2 separate regions of the Homo sapiens genome follow, and region 2 is linked to region 1. The links are chromatin contacts, found by POLR2A ChIA-PET in ENCODE. All regions are on one chromosome and are shown on one strand. The core of a region is the stretch at or near the end of the contact, and the rest is flanking DNA. Distances in the headings are between cores, read along the strand shown.

The links. ChIA-PET counts read pairs that join two places held with the same protein, here RNA polymerase II (POLR2A).
Region 2: POLR2A ChIA-PET joins it to region 1 with 14 read pairs in activated CD4-positive, alpha-beta T cell. The contact joins the promoter of WAC here to the enhancer-like site in region 1. POLR2A ChIA-PET finds 5 or more read pairs at or near these places in 2 of 52 experiments (activated CD4-positive, alpha-beta T cell and endothelial cell of umbilical vein).

Annotation. Positions count from the first base shown.
Region 1 is chr10:7,506,679-7,509,657 of GRCh38, forward strand. No RefSeq gene overlaps it. Among named protein-coding and RNA genes, the nearest start is that of LINC02642, 35 kb to the left of the region's middle. Within about 2 kb of position 1,258, at least 5 of the 41 ENCODE cell types and tissues checked have a DNase peak (open chromatin) inside an H3K27ac peak, as active enhancers do.
Region 2 is chr10:28,531,541-28,534,403 of GRCh38, forward strand. WAC (WW domain containing adaptor with coiled-coil) reads left to right here and starts at 1,578. Exons shown (of 14, transcript NM_016628.5): 1 at 1,578-2,080; 2 at 2,458-2,494. The coding sequence starts at 2,040. WAC-AS1 (WAC antisense RNA 1) reads right to left here and starts at 814. Exons shown (of 3, transcript NR_033805.1): 1 at 195-814. RefSeq lists silencers at 832-1,251, 1,622-1,771, 1,982-2,061, 2,212-2,321, 2,332-2,581 and enhancers at 978-1,661, 1,282-1,471.

The sequences.
Region 1 (2,979 bases), core at 8-2,507:
AGCGAGAGTGTGGGGTTCATGAGAGAGCTGGGATGGTCCCTAAAGCTCTGGTATTGATGAGTTCTGAGTGTGTGTGGGATGAAAAGAGTTACTTATTAATAGATAGGCCCTGGAGGAGGTCAATATTTAACAGATGGACAGAGAGGCAGGAAGGCCTACATGGGTTACCAAACATGAGCATCTGGGGGGCTTAGGGGGCTAAAATCCCACGCAGGGGTATTATCTCTGAAACCAAGGGAAAATCATGTTTTGACAAGAAAAGTAAGTTGAACAAATTTGACTGAGAGGAAAGGTAAGACAAGGACTGAAAGTGATGAAGTGGTTGTTTATAACCTGGACAAGAGGCTCATGCCTGTAATCCCAGCACTTTGGGAGGTGGAGGCAGGCAGATCACCTGAGGTCAGGAATTCAAGACCAGCTTGGCCAATGTGGTGAAACCCAACTCTACTAAAAATACAAAAATTAGCTGGGAATGGTACCACGCACCTGTAATCCCAGCTACTCAGAAGGCTGAGGCAGGAGAATCGCTTGAATTTAGGATGCAGAGGTTGCAGTGAGCTGAGACTGCTCCACTGCACTCCAGCCTGGGCAACAGAGTGAGACTCCATCTCAAAACAAACAAACAAACAAAATAATAATAACCTGGGCAAGAGAAGTTTCATTGAGGTGGAGGGGCAGATGTTGGGGGATTTGGGATGGGGGCCAGATTGTGGCAGACTAAGAAGGATGTAGCAGGAGCAGCCCATGCAAATTGTGACTTCAAAGTGGAGCAGAGACTCCAGAAAGTAGATAGAAGATGAAGTTGGGTTGAGGGAGATTTAAAAAAAAAAAAAAATAGAGGCTGGGCACGGTGGCTCATGCCTGTAATCCCAGCACTTTGAGAGGCTAAGGCAGGAAGATCCTTTGAGCACAGGAGTTCGAGACCAGCCTGGGCAACATGGTAAAACCCCGTCTCTAAAAAAATACAAAAATTAGCTCGGTGTGGTGGTGCATGCGTGTGGTCCCAGCTACTCGGGAGGCTGAGGCAGGAGGATTGCTTGAGCCAAGGAGTTTGAGGCTGCAGTGAGTCAAGATGGCGCCACTGCACTCCAGCCTGGGCTACAGAATGAGACCCTGCCAAAAAAAAAAAAAAAAAAAAAAAGAACATTTTAACTTGAACATTTTAAAAGATAATGGAAAGATGCTGGGAGATGAAAGATGTGAAGTTCAGAAGAGAGGCCCTTCTCGATGAGGCAGAAGGTGCAGGTGGACGGCTTCCTCAGAGGGGGTGGGACACCTTGTCTGTCGTCACAGAAAGGAAGAAGGAAATAGGAGGGATGCAGCTGCAAGCCTGGGTGTTGTTCCGTGGCAGGAAGTCGAGGGGGCTCGGGGCCTTTATTTACTCTGGAAAATAGAAATCAAGACAGTCACCCAAGAGCAGGGAGGCTGTGGCCTGGCTGGAGCCCTGTGGCGGGAAGGAGAGGCCCAGGATGTGGCTGGAGGCCTGTGGAGGGAAGGAGAGGCCCAGGATGTGGCTGGAGGCCTGTGGAGGGAAGGAGAGGCCCAGGATGTGGCTGGAGGCCTGTGGGGGGAAGGAGAGGCCCAGGATGTGGCTGGAGGCCTGTGGTGGGAAGGAGAGGCCCAGGATGTAGCTGGAGGCCTGTGGAGGGAGAGAGGGGCCCGGGGCATGGCTGGGGGCCTGTGGAGGGAAAGAAGGGGCCCAGGGTGTGGCTGGAGCCCTGTGGAGGGGAAGAGGGGGCCGAGGCCTGGCTGGAGGCCTGTGGAGGGAGAGAGAGGCCCGGGGCATGGCTGGAGCCCTGTGGAGGGAGAGAGAGGCTTGGGGCATGGCTGGAGGCCTGTGGAGGGAGAGCAAGCTGAGCGTGGATGCAGGCACTGAGGAGGAAGCCTCCACCAGACTGCACAGCCAGGCTCTTCTGCAGCGCCCTTAGCCCTCCAGGCAGGAGCAGGTAGAAAGAAGGCTCCATCACGGGGTCCTGTGTGACAGGGAAACAAAGGGCCAGGGAGAGGTGCAGAGGGTAGTGGAAGTGGCTGATGATGGAAGCTATGCTGGAAGTGGAAGGAAACCAGGATAGGAAGGAACTCAGAAATAAGAAGAAAGCAAAGGTCTCAGAAGATGGCAGGTCCCACTGAAGCTGAAGAACCAACTGTGGAGGCTGGCGAGAGTGCAGCCAATAAGATCTGAGGGAAGAGACAAAGATCAGAAAAATGCATGTGAGAGTGGAGGGAGGGAGTAAAGGAAAGTGAGTGCCCAGAGGTGCAGACTGTCACGTCATGTGAGTTACTGGCCTTCATTTTGGATTTGCACTTCTCCATGGTCAAGGGGTTTATGTGGTTGAAATGTCTAGCCAACCACGACAAAATGCACAAGTTACTGCAGAAGAGAGGCTTATTTTTCTGGTCCTGGAGTTAAAGACTTTCTGCCGTGGCCTCCCAGTGAGAGACTCCAGGCCCCGTGGTGGACAGGGTCCCATCCACACTGCAACATTGAAGTCATAGCCAGGTGGTTTTTAAACAAATCTTTATTAAAGCTCCTCTATGTAGTTTAATCCATAGAAAAAATTCCTTTGAATTGATTTTCATTCGCCTTTTACAGATGGGCAAACAGGCTCAGAGAGGTTAAAAACTTGGCAGGCTGGTGAATGGCAGCTTGAGAATTAAACACAGACCTTGTGCCCACAGGTTTACAGCTCTGTCCGTTGCTGCTCCCTCAAGGCCTTCAATCAATGATTCGTTCAGCCTCTATATTTTTATGATTATTACTTAAAAATAGACCTTATTTTTAGAGCAGCTTTATGTTCACAGCAAAATTGAGAAGAGGGTACAGAGATTTTCCCTATACCTCCTCCCTCCACATATGCACAGCCTCCTCCAACTATCAACGTCCCTACCAGGGTGGCACATTTTTTACAATTAATGAACCTACATTGGCACATCACCATCACCCAAAGGCCAGTTTGCACTATGATTCACTCTTGGTGT
Region 2 (2,863 bases), core at 328-2,827, about 21 Mb after region 1:
ATTATGTTTACCACAATTCTTTTCATTAAACTATGTTGCCTTACAAATAGTGCAAAAAAAAAAAAAAAAGTCAACCAATCACCCGAATACCACCACTCTCAACTAACGGTTGTTTGGTATACTTCACGTTTCTTCTCTCAATGTACCTGCAGCAGTACATAAAATCAAATTTGTAGCAATTTCACTTAACACACCTGAGAACTTTCACATGAATTTTCTTTCACCAATGGACTTCAGCGAGGAAGAAACAGAGGAGGGAAAAGTGAGAGATAAAGAGAGGGTGGGCAGGGCACCGCTGGGTATGGAAAACGTTAGAAAGGGATGGAAAACGTTAGAAAGGGGTGAAAAGCCGAGCGCAGTGGCTCACGCCTGTAATCCCAGCACTTTGGGAGGCCGAGGCGGGAGGATCGCTTCAGGCCAGGGGTTCGAGACCAGCCTGGGTAACACAGCGAGACCCTATCTCCGGAAAAACTTTTTTTAAAAAATTAGCCGGGTGTGGTGGTGCATGCCCGTGGTGCCAGCTACTTAGAGGGCTGAGGTGGGATGACCCGTAAGCCCCGGAGGTCGAGGCTGCAGTGAGCCGTGATCGCGTCACTGCACTCAGACTGGACGACAGCGCGAGACCTGTCTCAAAAAAAAATAACAAGGGGTAGGGTGGGGCAGTGAGATGGTTCAGCGTTGTTCCCAAGGAACTCATCTCCCTAAATTTCCAGTCTCAAGCGCCGCTTTCATTCCCTGCCCCGAGCGGCGCTCCCCGCTCCGTGCACGCATCTCCGCTGAGGGCCGCCCTGACGCACGGCCTTCTGCCTTGAACACAGAACCCCTCAGCCCTTCCTATTAGCCGTTTCTGGCCGGGACTGCACGCGCTCCTTCCTGCCTCGGGGCGCAGGGTGAGACTTACGTCTAAAGGGCGCCCGGCGAGCTCGCAGCAGCCCCTGCCCCGCGGAGGGCCGGTGGCGCGCGGCGTCCGGTGAGGGGCAGCGGCCCGGGCTCGGTTCCGGCTTCCAGCAGCGGCCCGAAGGCGCCGGAGCACGCTCCCCGCTCCCCAGAACGCAGCTTCCGCGGCTGCAGCCCAGGCAGCTCTTCGGGAAGCGTCCGCCCGTGGTCTCGCCAGGGGGTTTCCGACCTCCCCGCCCGACAGCGCAGGGGCGGGGGCCGCGGCCGGAGAGCTCGCCCGAGAGCACCCCCTCCCGCTGCGCCTCTGGGCGCACGCGCAGCCGCTGCAGCCTCCCTTATTTAGTCCGCGATGGCTTCCCTCGCGCCCCACCGTCCTCTTCCGGAAGGCGGCTCCCTCCCTGCGCAGCCCGGAGCCCCTGAGATCAGCCTCGAGCAGGCGCCCGAGCGAGACTATCCCTAAACGGGAACGGCGGTGGCCGACTCGCGAGTGAGGAAAAGAAGGAAAGGGCAGACTGGTCGCGAAGAGAAGATCCAGGCCTCAGAGGAGGAGAAAGGCCGGAGCCAGCCGAGGTTTGCCGAGGGCGGTGTTCCGGACCCGCGCGGTGCGGGGAGGAAGGCCGAGGGTGGGAGAGGAGGGGCCCGGCGGAAACTGCCGAGGTTTCCCGAAGGCGGCAGCGTCCGAGTTGCCCGGATGTAGTTGGTGGAGCGGCAGCGGCGGCACCAGCGGCGGCGGCGGCGGCGGGAGGAGGAGGAGGAGAAGAAGGACCAGGCGGCGGCAGCAGCGGCGGCGGCGGGGGGAGGAGGGGAGGAGGCGGCGGAGCAGGAGGAGGAGAAGGCGGAGGAGGCAGTCGCTCTCCGCGGGGCTGAGCCGGACGCGTCGTCTTGCCCCCCTCCCCCCGGTTCGCGGTGCCGCCGTGTAGTTGGCGCCGCTGCCCCGGCTGAGAGTGAGCGTGGTGTCGACGGAGGGAGATGGCCCGGGAGCGCCGGCGCCAGTAACTGGGAGCTGATGAGAGTCGCCGAGGGCGCGCCGGGCCCAGGTGCCGGGGCTGCCCGCCGCCCGCCGCCGCCGCCGCCTGCGCGCCCGCCCGCCTTTCGCGGCCGCTCTCCCCCCTCCCCGACACACACTCACAGGCCGGGCATTGATGGTAATGTATGCGAGGAAACAGCAGAGACTCAGTGATGGGTAAATTGTCTTTTCGTTTCGGGCCGGGCGGCGGCGGGGGGCGGCGGCGGGGGGGCTGTTCCTCCTTATCTGGAGCTGGCCGGGCCGCCATTTTTGTTGTTAACCCTGATCCGGATCGGGTTGGGGAGGAGGAGCGGCCGCGCGGGCGGGCGGGCGGGAACGCAGTGTGGCGGGGAGCGGGGGCCCGGCTTCGCGGCATTTCGCCCTCTCCGGCCCTTCCGGAGGCTCCGGGTTTGTGCCGTGTGCGTGCGGGGCTCGGCGCTGGGGCGCTCGGTAGGTCTCCCGCGGGGAGGGGCGGCGGGGGCCCCGTTTTCTTCCTCCCCGGCCCCCCACCCGCGCCGTGTCTTATGTCGCTGCCTTCTCTTCCTGTTTTTCAGCTGTCACGACCGGAGGGGGGACTCGCAGCCTTACCAGGTACCAGCCGAGGCCGGGGTGGAGGGATTGGAAGGGGCCGGAGGGGGAAGGGAGGGACTGCTACTCGAGCGCAGGCCTCAGAAGTCGATACAGGCCCTTCGGTGCAACACATCTGAAACTAGCACCGCGGATCCCCTTAAAATTCCAGGTTTGGTTCCTTTAGCGCTCTCCAGCAAGGTTTAGTGACTTATTTTGACAGGTGACTGGAGGGAGTTCGCTGATTTAGGAAAAAAGAATCATTTGCAGCCAGAAAGACCTGACTCGATTATTTGATTATTTGCGAGTGAAGGAATCGATGGGATGAGATGATAGGTGACTTACGAGGCTTATTTATTTATTTATTGTGTTGGGGGAACTGAAAAGTTAATG